Linked DNA regions of Mus musculus: region 1 is linked to region 2. Evidence: chromatin loops called from intact Hi-C (ENCODE). Cell type or tissue: heart. All regions are shown on one strand. Links, peaks and the distances in the headings refer to the core of each region. The heading gives the core; the rest is flanking DNA.

Evidence for each region. Peaks named below come from ENCODE experiments on the same cell type or tissue, not always from the same donor. Only the 100,000 strongest peaks of a DNase experiment are listed, where the experiment ranks them.
Region 1: a loop joins it to region 2, with 2.1 times the contacts of the local background. A loop is called at or near these places in 8 of 42 quality-filtered maps.

What each region holds. Positions count from the first base shown.
Region 1 is chr8:121,509,840-121,518,172 of GRCm38, forward strand. No RefSeq gene overlaps it. Among named protein-coding and RNA genes, the nearest start is that of 1700018B08Rik, 30 kb to the right of the region's middle. In heart, for the core only: a CTCF peak has its summit at 3,796 (motif pointing left); a DNase peak (open chromatin) is centred at 3,792; H3K27ac peaks cover 224 bases; H3K27me3 peaks cover 3,302 bases.
Region 2 is chr8:120,814,343-120,822,675 of GRCm38, forward strand. No RefSeq gene overlaps it. Among named protein-coding and RNA genes, the nearest start is that of Gm33199, 32 kb to the left of the region's middle. In heart, for the core only: CTCF peaks have their summits at 5,131 (motif pointing right), 7,200 (motif pointing right) and 7,403; a DNase peak (open chromatin) is centred at 7,189; H3K27me3 peaks cover 3,891 bases.

The DNA.
Region 1 (8,333 bases), core at 176-8,175, 700 kb after region 2:
CAAGTGCACATCTGTAGAAGCTCAGTAAACCAGGCTGCCACTCTCGAGTGCTTCACACCCTGGGGACCCTGTCCTCACATCTGATGTCAGCGAAGGCTCCAGGACAGAGAGAGCCAGTAGGAAGAAATGAAGAAATTAGCCTGTGACTTGGGAGGCCCACAAGCCGGAGCTGCACAGGCTGGGAACACTGCAGGTGCTGTGTGGCTGTCCAACCAGGGATCTTCCACCTTGGGGACGTCTGGCCCTTACTTAGAGGTTGTCACCTGACTAGATGAGGTCTACTCCTCCAGAGAAAAGCTCTATGCCATACAGAAAGCCAACAGGCCACAGCAGTGACAACCAGGTTGGCGTGTGACGGTTTCACAGCTGGCCCTGACTCAGCATACTGACCAACCACCACACAGCCCATCACAGTCTCAGCCAGGTATCAGAGCCCATGGAGGCCTCAGAGCAGCTTGAGCTGATGCGCAAGACTTCTCTCAGAGACACAGTGTCTCCAGCATGTGCTGGCTTGCAGTCTCTCGCCTGCTGTCTTAGCCACGGAGCGATCCTTCCTTAGGAGGCCCTCATGCAGGACACAAACCGTAAGTGATGGTTTGATGTGTCTGAGTACTCTCATCAGAAGAACCACCCTGACAGCTTAAAACCTGCCGTCTCACAACGCCAGTCTCCAAAGATCACAATGGCCTTCTCCAAACGTTACAATGTTTCCAAACAACAAAACAAAGCCTCGAGCGCTGTGTTTTAGGTACCTCATGTTCATCTTTCTATGACGAGCTTAACTAGGGGCTAGGGCAGTGGTTCAGTGGGTAAAGCGCTTGCCACACAAGCAGAGGACCTGAGTTTGATCCCCAGCACGCACATAAAGAACTGGATGTGATGGGCGGGTCCCTGAAACTCACTAGCCAGACAGTCTTGCCAAATCAGAGAGCTCCAGGTTCAGGGAAACCTTGTCTCACAAAATAAGGTGGGACCAGCATGCTAAAGGGGCTTGCCACAAACCCTAGAGACCTGAGTTTCAATCCCGGGATTCCACAACAGGAAAGACCCAATTCCCAAGTCCTTTGACCTCTACACATGATAGATAGATAGATAGAGAGAGAGACAGATAGATAGATAGATAGATAGATAGATAGATACAGATACAGATATAGATATATACATAGATATGTATTCGTATATATATATATATAAAGGTAGTAATTTTTTTTAATATATAAGGTGGAGAATAACTGAAGGAGACAATGGATATCGATCCATGGCTTCCATGTACAATACACATCTACATACATGCTTGCCATATACACAAACACATGCATTCACCACACACACAAACACATACATATACCACACACACACAAACACATACATGTACCACACATACAAAATTACTCGAGTCGAGAAGAAGGATCAACAAAGACATCATTTGTTTGAAAATGCCATATAAAATCCAATATTTTGTCTGTACCTATTGAGGACAGAAACACACACAGCCCGTGTGTGGAAATCCAGAGGACAACTCCAGGGGGTCAGCCCTCTCCTTCCACCTTGTGGCTGGGGTCCCAGGGATGGAGCTCAGGTTGGCAGACCTGTCAGCAAATGCCTTTACTTAACTGAGCCACCTTGATAATCCTACGTGCTAACTTAAAAGTTAAAAAAAAAATTAAATCCATTCACTAGGTGTCCAGAGTCCTAGCACTCATACAACCTACCTGGGATGCTTGACAAGATCCTGTCAAAATGCGAATAAATAAGTAAATAAATATTTTTTTAAAACAAAACCTTCAATAATAGGGAAAAGGCAGCTGCCATCAGCGGTGGAATCAGTTCCACCACACAAACAAAGACAGAACAAACATGGAGACTGTAGCTCCCGCAGCAGTAACAGAAATGGGGGCACTCGAGGAACGAGAGAAAAGATATTTGTACCACACCAAAAACCAAGAAGGCATCCTGTCGAACAAAGCTCCCTCACGTGTGCGCGCAGGAAGGCCCTGCGGATCACAGATACACAGGAGTGTGTTACACAAATAGCCTTTCACAGCCTCTGAAGAAGTGAGGGAGATTGGCTGGGGATGGGGGCCTCTTGCTGTGAACTTGAGGTGCAGCCAGGGGAGGGGACATTTGGGATTACAGACTGTCACTTGAGTGGCCATAGCTGAGGCAAGCCAGGAAATGGTCTATGTGAGCAGCGTGGGCCTGCCACTCTGATTTTACACTCTAGACCCCTGAACAAAAGCCACACTGTGAGGTGCTTAGCAGGGCTGCTCAGGGAAGGGCTGCCGGGTCCCTTTCACTTTAACGACTTCCGGGTGTTGACTAAACCTGCAAGCTCTTCCAGGTTCCACCTCCTCCTGACTGCCAGAGCTGGGGTCCTGCTCAGGGACAGTTTGCCTGTGCCTCACCTGGAGACACTCCTGCCCCGCTGCCTCCTACCCCACACCCCGTGCTGCCCCTACAGTCTGGTACTGTCCCTGGTAAATCCACCCTAGCTACAGCTGACATCAACCTCCCAATAGAAAGCCAAATAGCAGTCTGAAGACCCAGACATACATATCTGCATGTGTGTGCATATATGTGCACATGTGTGTGTGCCGGTCTGTGTACACGTGGATGTGTGGATGTGAGTTCAGAGCTAGATCCAAAGCCCACCCCCGTCCCCCGCCTCCCAGGACAGTAGTCACCACTGTAGCTGACCATCCAGAAGAAGCCAAGGAAGACAGAAGCTACAGGGGTCCTGAGCCCCCTGTACTAATTTACAGAGATTAGCCAGCAGCTTCCAGAATGATCCACCCAGCCCTCCAGATACAGCCCTGGAGATTCCACAGACCTAGCCTTGGGCAGAGGTAGGGGAAATCAAGTCAGGAGTGATCCCCAAGGAGGCCTAAGCAGCCAGGGGTCCCCTGAACAGGATGACTGCTCCCAGACCTGACCTCTTAAACAGGAAACCACAGGGATGCCCTGGATGCAGAGTGTCTGGAGCTACGCACTCAGTCCTTGCTGGACAGGTACCCTCCACTCTGGTGAGAAGTCACTCTGAAAAACACAGCCAGAAGTCAAAGGTGTCCACAGCCTCTCTTCCTCCAAATGGCCCTTCTCTGGCCCCTGGCTGGGTCTCTCCTCCTCTCTACCTTTGCCTGGGCTGTCCCTCAGCTTACCATACCTTTTCCAGACACAAGGAAAGGCTCCTATTTGCCCTTGTGTGACATCTTCTAACGGGCTTCTCTGTCCAGACCTGGAGGGAACCATGAAAAACAGCCATGATGCCCCCTCCCCTCAGATCCTCAAGGAAGGTCCAGCCTGAGTACCCCAGGTGTGTCAGAGCTGCAGATGCTATTCACACACCTGTCTGCAGCCCCCATGAAACCTCCAGCCACGGAGCATGTATGTATACCTGTGTCTGCGCTGCCCAGACGCCTGTATCTGCCTTTGGGGGTAGGAAACCGGTGCGTGTCTGAAGCTCGGGTGCCAGGCCGTGTGCCTGCGCTGTGCTCAGTGATGTGCTTCAGTACCTCTGAGGGACAGGAAGCCCGGGTGAGGGACTCAAGCTGGTCTGAGCCTTCCCACAGGTACCCAACCAATGCTGAGCAAAAATCTCTTCTAAAACAAACGGGCCTCAGAACTTAGTGCACCGTCCCACCGTCCCGGGCAGAGACCTGAACCCATTTCTATTTTTTTATTATGATTTTTTTCCTTCCGTTGGCCTAAAGCCCCGTTACTTCATTTTACCTTTCAGTAGTCTGAGTCCTACACCTGTGTCCATAAAGCGGGAGACAGCGCCACCTTCTGGCGATCAGGTGCAGGACAGCAACGTCTAGCCTAATGTGACCAGATTACAGAAAACCCCTGCTGCTGGCCTGGAGACCAGAGCTACTAACTAGCGTTGCCCTAGCTCTATACTAGGTATAGAGTACACAGTATTCAGTATAGTTGTATACTAGGACAGAGTATACAGGAGAGGGTGAGAGCGTTTGGCTGGCAGTGCTGGCACACACTGCCATGCGAGTGAAGCATGACCCTGAAGGAAGAAGCCAGACACAGAAGGTCATGTCTTGAATGATACACAACGCTCAGAACAGACGAGCCCAGAGAAAGCAGAGTAGTGATAGCCAAGGACTGAGATGTTTCTGTGACAGGAAGAGGGGTAAATGGCTACACATGGTGTTGGAATGTCCCTGTGTCATTGTATAATGTTAGCTGTATGTCAGTATGCTCAACTCCCTGTGAAGCAGGCAGACTGGGAGTGTGCGAGCTAGGACTCAGCTACTAGGAGCATACTCTCATGAGGGGGGCATGGAGCACAAGGGACATCAGAGTAGCCCTTGGGGTGTAGAACAGGTAGGGGAACTGAGGGGAGGTTTGGGGGCAGAGATCCAGGGGTCTTGCTATGGGATAGAATCAGAGGGTTTGCTCCTCAAGTGCCCAGACCCTGAGCCGTTCCCCAACCTCCAGTGGATACTCAGACCTTCCCCCTGGCCCCTGGACATGTGTGACTCTTCTCTTACCCTATAGTTAGGGAAACGAACAGAAATTGGCTCCACCCTGTGGGACAGAGCCATCCTCAGCTTGTATCCCTCACCCAAGCTTCCTTCACCTCAGCCCATCTCACTGTTCCCAGGAAACTGAGGAACATCTTCAGCTCGCTGCAGGTACGAGGCCTGGTACCGGAGACAGATGCAGAATCAACCCAGGGTCCTAGTGAGACTGCGTGCACATACCATGGTGAGTTACAAGGAACACTCTTCCTGAGCCCTGGCCAGGGCCAGCCTGGGCTATCTGATACAATCTTTAAAAGATGCCAAAAGGGAGCTGAGGAGATGGCTCATTGGTTGAGAGCACTTCTGCTCTTCTGAGGCCCAGCTTCAATTCCCAGCACCCACATGACAGTTTACACCCATTTCTAACTCTAGCTCCAGAGAATCTGAGTCCCTCTTCTAGCCTCTGGGCAACAGGAATAGACATGGTGCACAGACATATATTCAGGCAAAACAGATCTTCACAGAAATAAAAATAAATGTATTTTTAAGAAAGGAAGAAGAAGAAAGAGGAGGAGGAGGAGGAGGAGGAGGAGGAGGAGGAGGAGAGAGTGCTCATCAGTAAAAGCCCTTGCCTCCAAACCTCAAAACTTGAGTTTGACCCTTGGGATCCAAATGGTAGAAGAACCAACTCCCACAGATTGTTCTCTGGCCTCTACCATGTGCAGACATATGCACACAAAATAAAAATAAGTGAGTGAAAAATAAAGAGATAAATAAATTGTTGTTGAGAGAGGTAAAGACACGCACGTGGCATCCTCCTCTGTCCTCTACCTACATGTGTACATGCACATATACCCGCATACACACATACACATACACCATACACACAATGCCTAGAGCAGAACTAGAAGCAAAGGATTGTGGGTGCTGATAGGAAATAGTTTAAAAAGTAAGAGGAGAGAGGGGTGAACGATTCAGAGTGTCATGTCAGCAACAATATCCAAAGGCCAGAGGCAGGAACTGGGTGTAGATAAGTCTTTACCCTGCGTGTGGAGAGTCACCATGCTCAAAACAGACTGCCACACCGTGAGACTAAGCTGTTGGTTTTCACACAGGAAACTGCCATTGACCCATCAACACTAACACAGGACTGGCATCTGGTAACTTTCGGTGCCGGTAGATTTGTGATGAGCCCTGAGCAGGGGGTTAAGAGGCTTCTACCAACATCTTTGACCAAATCTGAATGTCTGCTCAGCAGGGCTCTGAAGAGGACACACAAGGCCACTGTGCAGGTCTAGCCTGCTCCTGACTTCTAGTCAGTGCCAGAATGAACAGGGGACTTCCCAGGCTCATTAGTTCATTTCTCACATGAGACCCCAAAGATGCAGGGACCAAAGATTCAGGGGCCAAAGATGCAGAGACCAAAGATACAGGGGCCAAAGATGCAGGGACCAAAGATGGAGGGGCAAAACATGAAGGAGCCAAACATGCAGGGACCAAAGATGCAGGAGCCAAACATACAGGGACCAAAGATGCAGGGACTAAAGATGCAGGGGGCAATTTCCCTTGTGGGACTCTCAGGAAGTTAGTAACCCAACAGTTGGCTTTGCAACTGTAAGTCTTCATCTGTGCAACAACCCTCAGCCAGTCTCCCTCTACAGGGCAGTCCCCTCCCAGCCACTGAGGCAGAGTTTATCTGGCAAAAAGAAGTCAGGAAAAATAAACTTACCTTTTTTTTATTTAAAAAAAAAAAAAGAATCAAGGGCCACATACAGCCAGCGCTGCAGAGTGGTCTCATGGTCCCATATCTGCACTGCACATTTAGCCTATACGAGTATTTTCACCTCTGGATCTGACCTTGGCAAGACCCTGAGCAACTCAGCTGGTGAGACTGCCAGGAAACAATCTTTAGTCACCCTTGACATCACACTGACTGCAAGAGTCTTAGATCTTATGCTCAAATCCCCCTCAAGGAGCACCCCAAAGTGCCCATGGAATATTTAAATACGTATCAGCTGATGGAATTATCCATTTTCCTGCTTTGCTTGAGATTATGGGTCCTGGCTCAGAGGAGCATCTGTGACCAAGGAGGCAATGGGAAGCCAATAGGATGGAGAGTAGCAGGGGGAGGTCAGAAGCCACCATGGGGGATGGTCCTTATTCCATTCCTCCCCCACAGCCCACTAATCTGCTCAACAACTTCTCAGCCCACATAGACGTGGATCAGTCCCTGGCCTGGCTGCATTTTGTGGATCTGAAGCTTCCCAGTTTCTCTCCCACTGCCCCCCACACAGGAAGGCAAAGACACGTGAAAGGTGAGTCCCCAGGAGGAAGGTGAGATCCATCATCTGAGGCCTGCCTTCCACGGAGGACAATTTCTTCAGCATCTCCTTTAAAAGCCCTGAGACACTAGGTACCAGTCACCCAGTGTAGACTAAGAACAACCCTGACTGAAGCCTCAGACCAGTGATTCCCCTGCCTTCAGGATGCTGGGATTTCAAGGGTGTGCTGCCTCACCAAGTGGGTAATGAATTTCCATGTTGCCTTTATAATAGCACTTTCACCAGCAAAGTGAATTAATGGATGGATGATGGAGAGATGGATGGATGGATGATGGATGGATGGATGGATGGATGGATGATAGATGGATGGATAAATGGACAATGGATGGATGGATGGATGGATGGATGGATGGATGGATGGATGATGAATGGAGGATGGGTTATGGATGGAGGATGGTTGATGAATGGATGATCAGTGGATAGGTAGATAGGTGGACAGATAGATGGATGAATAAATAGAATAGGTAGAAAGAATGAATGGATGATGGATTGATGGGTAATAGATGGATGATAGAATTGGTGGGTGGATGGATGGATGGATGGATGGATGGATGGATGGATGGATGGATCAGTAACAATGGATATGTATTTAGGAGTTGATGATGAATATTTCTTCCTCTGCATGGAGGCTTCTGCATCAGCTCCTGCTTCCTTGTTTTCTGTCCTTTCTGAGTTCATGTCCTGACTTCCTCCAGTGATAAACAGTGACATGAAAGCGTAAGCCAAATAAATCCTTTCCACCACAAATTGCTTTTGGTCATGGTGTTTCATCACAGGAATAAGTAACCCTAACTTGACAAAAATTGGTACCAGAAGTGGGGTATTACTGTGACAGACCTGACCATGTTGTTTTGGGGAGAAGTGGGGAAAGACTTTGGAATTTAGGGTATGAAAAAGCCATTGAGTGTTCAATGCTTGGTGAGCTGTTCTGTGAGGATATTGACAGAAATACAAATAAAGGAGCCCTGGCCTGTAAAGTTCCAGACAGAAGTTTGGAAGCCATTTAAAGACTATCAGGGCTGTTACCATATTTGTTATTTTGAATTAAAATTCTGTAGTTCTCATCAGCTAGGGCTGAAGAGACAGCTGTGATGTCAACACCTTTGAAGTGAAACTTTTGTATTACTGGGACAATTGATGCTGGTCAGCTAGAACTGAGAAATTAGTGATGATTAAGAAGTGAACCTTCTGAGCTGGAGAGATGGCTCAGCCGTTAAAGGCTAGGCTCACAACCAAAAATATAAGAAGTGTCTCCTGAGAGTCAGCACACATAAGCTGTGTTCCATGGTGGCCAAGGTTGTACCTCATATTCAGCAGCAGACAAACTTGGTAGTGTAAGAATCACCCAGGTGGTACTGGTTTTAAAGTCATGAAGGGGTCATGGAGAGCAACTGAGGCCTGGCACTGTGAGAGGTAAGGAGAGGCCATTGATAAAGGTGCAGCCTCGGTGGCATTTGAAGGCCCGGGACTGAAGCAGTCATGCAGAGAAGTTGAGACTTGGCATCATGAAGAG
Region 2 (8,333 bases), core at 238-8,237:
CAGGCACATTCAGGTGTGTTGTAGCACACAGGCAGAGGTGACAGGACAGCCTCAGGTGTCCCTCCTTGCCTTCCACCTTGTTTGAAACAGTTTCTTGCTGATCCTCGCTGTGTAGACCAGGCTGATCTGTTGAGCATCCAGCAATTCTCCTGTCTCTGCACCGTATCCCCCAACAGGGGTATACTGGGATGACAGACATGTGCGTGCGTGTGCATGTGTGTGTGTGTGTCTTTTTATATGGGTCCTGGAAATCCAAACTCAGGTCATCAGGCTTTTTTGTTTTGTTTTGTTTTTTGAGACAGGGTTTCTCTGTGTAGTCCTGGCTGTCCTGGAACTCACTCTGTAGACCAGGCTGGCCTCGAACTCAGAAATCCGCCTGCCTCTGCCTCTCAAGTGCTGGGATTAAAGGCATGCACCACCACTGCCCGGCCTTCCACAGTAAATTCTTAAACCACTGAGCCATCTTGCCAACTGAGAGCCAAGGTTTTAACATCTTAGAGCCTGAGTTCTTCTCAAAAGGCCCCGTGTGTGTGTGTGTGTGTGTGTGTGTGTGTGTGTGTGTGTGTGTATGTTCGTGGAGGCCAGAGGCGTTGGATCCACTTGCAGCTGGAGCCGCAGGCAGCTGTGAGCTGTCCAACTGGCCCTGGGAGCTGCAAGAGCAGCAAGTGCTCTTGACTGCTAACCCATCTCTCCAGCCCCCACACCACAATTCTCTGTCCTGCTTTGGGGACTTCCAAACTCATTCCTGTTTGCCACTGCTCCGAGGCGCTGAGCTTCCTCCACTTGAACTCTGAGCAGCGTGTGGCCGAGACACAGGGACCTGTGATCAGACCTGGATGCTCAAGCCTAGCTCCCAAGATCACCAAAGGACCCAGGCTCCTTTTCATCCCCTATGAGCTACCTCCAAAGGAATTCTGATAGCCAGCAGCTGCCTCCACGTTGGCCACATTTTGAGGCCAACTCAAAGTGGACTCAGCTTTTCGGACTCTGCTGTTTTCCAGGGCGAGTGGGTTAGGGTGTGGTAGGAGTGCCACACCTGCAGTAGCAGACTTTCAGCTGCCTCTAAGCTTGCCAGGGTAGGTCCTTCTTGGCAAGGCTGAACATCAGGACAGGCTAGGAACCACACAACATAGCAGGCTGCAACCTCAGCCTGGGGACCCTGCCTGGCGACATTTCCCTCATCTCCCCCAAGGGATCCTGTGGTGTCCACTGTGGTCAGTGTGAAATACAGTGAGCACCTAAGCTGTGTCCACTGTGTCTGCAGGGCTGGCCCTGCAGAAGGCAGCCAGGAAGCAGAAGTCTGTCCTCTCTTCAGTCTGAGGTTTTACCGTGGTATGAGCCTTCCCAGATCTTACCCCATCACCTGCTTTCCCGCAGGAGTGTTGGGTAAGACCATTCTTGGAAAGATGGTCTGGGGGGTCTCTTACCCCATCCCTACTGTCTGCTCGTTCTACTACTGAGCTCAGCTATCCAACCTCTTAGTAGCTCAGGTGACTGACTCATGTTCTCTGCATCCAGGAGAAGGAGTAAGAACTATTTAATTTTTTCATTTAAAACATTTTAGGGACTGACTGGGTGGGTCAGTAGACACCTGCAACCCCAGACAGGAGATAACTTTAAAGGTAACTTTTATTCTCCTGATGTAATTGTGGTCTCTGAGGCTCACTGCCTCCATCGGCTAAGCTAGACCTAGTCCTGGAAGCTTCGAGCTTCTGTACAATCTTATCTAGGCCTAGAAGGTTTTCAGCCTCTGAGATTTCCTGCTGAATAAGCTCACCCTTCCTTTTCTTCCTGAACTCCGGCTGGTTCAGTTCAGCTGTTCAGGCTCAAGCTCCTCTCCCAGCTGACTGGGTCGATCTGGCTCCTCTCTCAGCCTCTGCATTGCTCTGCATGGCCTTAAACTAAGTCTAGCTATCTTTTCTAATCTTCTGGCTCCTTCTCATTCTCTTGCTCATTCTGTCTTTACCTGTGTCTGGCTTTTTCTTTCTTCTATCTGTCTCTGTAAAACTCTCCTGGTAACACTGCCTCTTTCTCCCTCTCTGGGCTGCTCTACTCTCCCTCTCAACTTATTGTCCTGTCTTCCACGAACTCTCCTGTATCCTGGACTGTACTCGCTCCTCCTGTGCTGTCTGTCTCTCCCTTACATAGCTTCCCTTTCCTGTCTCTTCTCATGAGAGTTGGGCGTATCCTATTCTGTCAAATCTTTCTCTGATTCGTCACTTTGTCAGCCACTCAATTAGACATCACTTTTAAACATGGCTACTTCCTTTTAAAAACTAATTTTCTCCCCCTTCTGGTCCCATGATGCTCTTGGGGCAGAGCTGTGCAGATTTGGAACACCCACATGTAAGTGCACAATGAGGACACCCCAGATTCACTGCCAAACACTCGTGAAAGCTCTAAGGCTCACACCCTTGTAACAGGAGTTCTGGAAGCTTCTATCTAAGGGATAAAGCTGAACACAGTTCTTGTACTTGGCTATATGTCTCTCCCTGGTACTCAGGGTCCCCAGTGCACAAGGACAGATGTGCCTCATGGCTGGGTGCTGTGAGGTCTGGCTCTGGGCACAGGTGGCATGCCCTGAAGATGGTGGCTTCTGCTGTCCCAGAGAAAGGCAGAGAAAGGAGCCTTGGTGAGAATCATGGCGAGCCTTTCCCTGGGGCTCTGGAGGTCAGTTCTCCAGCCTTGCAGAGGAATCTACCCAGTGTTCCTGGAGCTTGCAAACAGGGCAACAGCTCTCGGAAGACATGCATCGGGTGAGGTGTGTAGTCAGGCTGGAATCAAGCCAGTGGGTAGAAGAGAGAGACCAAGGGCAGGTGTAGACCCCAGCCCTGGCCAGCAAGGTCTTGACCACGTGTGGCCTGGTCACTCTGTTGGCTCTTGCGCTTGTCTGGTCTTCAGCTTCTTCCCCTGATCCAGCAGGTATGTGTGGTATGAGACATGGTGGGTATGGTTAATGTCCTTTGTTGGCCTTAGTCTCACTGTGCCCAGATCTCTGCCCAAGCTGGACCTAGTCAGGTAGCTGGTGTCTTGAGGCCATCACTGGGGCTGGGTCTCAAATCATTTCTATCTCCTCTGCCACTTCAGCGTCCCTCTCCATAGCCTAGGCTCATCCTTAAGAGAGACTCGGGATCCTCCGTGTGCCCTTGCATGGCCTTACCAATGGGGGAGTCCCAGGGATACAGCTGGGGTAAGCAGGAGGCACAGTGTCCTTTTGGGCTCTGGTTAGCAGGGTTGATTCTGAAGACAACGGGAGGTTGAATGTGGCCCTGGCATCGGATGATGTCAAGAATTGATTTCCAAGTTGCCAGATGATGTTGTGGCCACATGGAGGAGGGCCTCTGTGCCAGAAACACAGGCAGCCTGCAGCAGGAGATGTTTGTGGTCAACACCCATTTTATTACTTCCTTGCTTATCAGGGAATCTGGCAAAACAGAACAAAACAACAACAACAAAACAAGAAAGAAAGAAGTAACATTTGAGTCTAAGTCATGTTAGTAATGGATTCATTTGCTTTCTTTCAAGTTTTCTGCTTGAGAATTTCGTAGGACGTTAAACACTGGCTGGGGTAGATGAGCTTCAGGGGGTGTCTGCTGTGCTCTGATTTGAGGGTCACAGACTGTCTCTTGTGAACTGTGTGCTCACTGGGTGCTCCTGGGATCCACCCAGCTGAGTAGCACCCCCCCACACACACACACCCAGAGTCCAGGCCTCTGAAACACAAGCGCCTGGTTTCACAAAGTATCCTGCTCTAACTGGCTCTACCCAGACATACTTGATTCTCGCAGGCTCAGCCTGCAGCCTGCCCCAGCCAGGGAGTCTCATGCCTGCACCCCCTCCTCCCCATTCAGATGTCAGCCGTGAGAAGTGCTTTCCTCTCTGCCCTGCAAAGTGCTGATGAGTAAGATCTAACTGGGGCTTGTGACTCTGGGGAGGGGTGGGTGCCCTCTGGGAACTGGGAACTGGCCGGGCTGGAGGAGGGAGGAGAGTGGGTGGACAGGAGGAACCCATTGTGCACTTGGGTCTTGTGGCCTCTGCAGTATGGGGCAGTGTGTGGGGGAGTAGGAATATTTTAAAAATCTATTTGTTTAAATTATGTTTTTGTTTTCGAGACAAGGTTTTTGCTATATAGCTCAGTCAAGCCTCGAACTCCTGGCAATCCTCCTGCCTCAACCTCTCGAGTTCTAAGATTATAAACACAGGCTGGTCACTATACCTGGCAATATTTGAACTTAAATTTTAGTAGACCTATTATAAAAAAGAAGAATGCTAGGATGTATTAGTTGTTATACTTGCTAGTACTTATTGATTATAAGTATTTAAAACTATACGGCCACATACTTCATGAAACATTAAGACATCAACTTAGTGTCTCAGAATACACTTGAGATCACCCTGCTATTAGCTATATATAATAAACATCATTTTTGAGGCATCTTGTTACTTATTATTTTATTTAAAAATTATTTTATTTATCGTGTATAAGCATCTTCATACTGCACATGTGGAGGTCACAATATAACCCTACAAAGTCAACCTGCAACCCCTTTGTGTGACCAACTCAAGTTGTTAGGCTTTGGGACAATCACTTTTGGTGACCGAGCTATCAGGGTCTCACGTATCTTAGTCTGTCCTCAAACTTACCATGTATGTAGCCGAGGTTAGCCTAAAACTCCTTATCCTCCTGCCTCTACCTCCAGAGGGCTGAGATTCCAGGTATGTGACGCCGTATCTAGTCTGTAGGTTACTGGGGAACAAGCCCAGGACCTCGCACATGCTAGACACACATTCCACCCTCTGAGCCACAGCCCCATGATTTGAAATCCCATTCTTTCAATGTCACTGGACAGATGTCAGCAATCCGTTGTGGCTCAGCCTTAGATACCATCCTTTTTTATGCATTAGCGGTGGACACTTACTGTAGCTGCCCTTCTGAGTGCTCCTCGATCACAGGTTCTAGGCTGAGATTTCCCCATCCCTGTCTGTCACCCCCCAGCTCTGTATCTGTGGATTTAGCAAACTGTGAGCAGACACAGTCAAGAGAAAATGGCACCTGTCCTAAGCTGGCACAGGCTTGCACTTGCCTTATTGTTTCTTATTATGTGCAGTATTTTGCTTCCATGTATGCCTGCTCACCAGAAGAGGGCGCCAGATCCCATTACAGATGGTTGTGAGTCACCATGTGGGTGCTGGGAATGGAACTCAGGACCTCTGGAAGAACAGCTGGTGTTCTTAACCACTGAGCCATCTGTCCAGCCCTCGTCTTATTGTCTCTTAAGCTGAAGAACACAAACAGCCGTTTGTGTGACATACTGTGTGAGTGCGGAGGACCTGGGGTAGACTCTTAGATTCCATTTCACCTATGGTAGCTGGGCCCAGTCCCTGTGGATGCTGAGGGGAGGCTGTGATTTTCTAGAACCTGTTCAACAGGCCTGGATAGGGTAAGGTAGACCCCAGACCTGAGCTGCCTTGCCCTGGGTCACAGGTGACTCCCAGAGGGGCTTCCAGGTGGAGGTCTCCCTGCAGTAAGCTCAGGAGCCCTGTAGAGTTCCCTACTGGAATGCTAAGCCTGAGTCCCCTTCCAGTGGCCTGGGGCTCTCTCTGCCTCTGTAACAACACCTCCCCTCCCCCATGCTGATATCACCAAGAGGCAGAAATCCAAGGGAAAGGTCATGTCATAGTCAGGAGCTGGGCCTGACCTCCTGGGCCCCCCATAGAGACCACTGTGCTGAGCCAGCACCAGCCTGCCAGGGGCTGCCTGGCCCTGGTGTCTGTTGCTGGCCTCTGACCCTGGGGGCAGAAGTCAGCTGGCCTCTATTGTCATTGTGACCTACACAGCAAAGGCAGGCCCCTTCCTGAGAGGAAGCTGCAGGGCAGCTGGTGGCCTTGGACCCTGAGACCTCTTTGCCCACACAGCCAGACCAGCCCACTGGAGTCAAGGCAGAAGGAGAGACAGGGGTTGCTAGGGTGCAAGACACAGCACACTCAGGAGAGGCAGGTAAAAATAGGTGAAGCTCCAAGATGTAACATCAATCAGTTTTAACCCCGGAGTGCTAGAACCTTCTGGAAGCTTCTTTTCTCTCTGGCTTCAATTTTCTAGAGACTGGAGGGAGATGCTCAGGAAACAGGGAACCCCAGAAACCTTAGCCTGGCCCCAGAGTCGGGAGCCGCTGTGGTCGGCACTGGGATGGAGGCTTGAGGGTAACTGTGAACTGGTGCCTGGAATCCGTGACACACAGCACCCCCAAAGTCTGTGGCTTAGGTTAATTCTCAATCTGCCGCACTCTGGGTGGGCTGAAGGGGGCAGCTGGGCTCTGCTCCACAGGGCTGAGGCTGGGCCAGAGGACCCCCTTCTGAGATGGTGCTCCCAGCCATGTGGGGCTAGCTAGAGGCTGTGGGCCAGGGGAGGTAGGGGTTGGGCTACGGCAATGCAGAGCCTTGAGATGAATGTTGGCTTGGATACCACCTGGTCTGTCCCCTCATGCCTCCACTGGTTTCCTTCTGTCCCCTAATCCCTGACCAAGGTCCTCTGGCTTCATCTCCAGTCACTTGCCACAGCCCCCACGCTGGCCTTTGAGTGGGATGTCCCCTCTGCTGGGAGCATGCTTCCCTCTGCCTGTCCCACAGAGGGCCACCTCCCTCTGACACCGCGATTCCCTGTCACAGAGTTTACTTGTTTGGTAGTTTGCTGATTTGCCATGGTCCAGACAAATCCCCGCACAGAGCAGAACTTCCTCACACCGCTCTTGCAGCATTTGCATGCCCAGGACAGTACTCAGTAGAGAGCAGGAACCCAGGACACACGTGGTGTGGGCAGGTAGGAGGATGGATGGATAAGACACGTTGGACTCTAGCTCAGGGTGTCCTGGAACTGGTATCCTCCTGCCTCAGTGTTTCAAGTGCTGGAATCACAGGCATGTGTCCCCAACCCAGCTAACATCACACCTCGAAAAGCATTTCTGTACTGAGCAGGATGCTTGCATGTAATGATTCACTCAGAAAGCTGAGGCAGGAGGATTGCTGTGAGTTTAGAGTCAAACTAGGCTACAGAGTGAGACCCTGTCTCAAAGAAAGGGAGAATGAACACACTTCCGGGTTCTGAGCAGGAGCTCCCTTTGGGATGGGGTGGGGTGGTGGTAAGGGTGGGGGAACAGAGGTAATGAATGTCCCATGTGAGAGATGGGGACAGTCTAAACTGTCAAGTTTCCATGCCATTGTCTGTCCAGCAGAGGGCACCAGTGTTCCTTTTTATCTTCGACCAGTTCACTCACACACACACACACACACACACACACACACACACACACACACACACACAGCTTAAGCTGTGGCTAGCCTAGGGATGGACACTAGAGTCTGAAGATCCCAGAAGCCTGAATTCTGTAACTGTTACAGCCTGTCACCATTCAGCCTGTCTGCCGGTGTCATAGCCACAGAGCCTCTGAGATGTCACAGTGAGCCTGGGAGTCGTTCCGGAGAGGGCAGAAGAAGCTTCAGAGGTGGGACTTATCTGGTTCTAATTAGCTGTGCGGCCACGAACAAGTCACTTAACCTCTCTGGTCTGCTTATTCTTCTGTTCCATGTGGGGCTGGATTAACTCATCTTGACATTCCTTTCAGCACAAGGCAGTGGAGAGGGGAGGCTGTTGGCTGGTGCTGGGGATGACGCAGTCTTGGGAAGATTCCCATAAGTGCTGATGAATCACCAGGGATGAGGAGTGGGCCTGGAAGAGCTGCAGCCATGATTTCATGTGTGTGCACAAATCTGTGTGATCATGTGTGTGCGTATGTGTACATGTATGCATGTGTGTATGTGCATGTGTTCATGTGTGTGTGTATGCATGTGTGTATGTTTATGTGTGTATGTGTATGTATGCATGTGTGCATGCACGTGTACATGTGTTTGTGCGTGTATGTGTGTACATGTATGTATGCATGCATGCATGTGTGTGCATGCATGTGTACATGTGTTCGTGTACATGTGTTCATGTGTGTATGCATGTGTGCATGTGTGTATGCATGTACATGTGTGTATGTGTGTGTGCATGTGTTCATGTGTGTGCATGCGTGTGTGTGTCTTATGCAGAGACCAAGGTCCCATCACCTATCTTCCTCTATTGCTTTCTGACTTATTTTGTTTATTAAACGTTTTATTTTAAACATTTTAAATTACATGTGTATGGATGTGTGGCCAATTACAGTTGCCTGAAGAGCCCAGAAGATGCCCTGGGGCTGGATATCCGGAGCTGCCTGCTGTGGGTGCTGGGAACTGAACCCAGGTCCTCAGGAAGAGCAGCCAGTGTTTCTAATGGCTGAGCCATGTCCCCAGCTCAT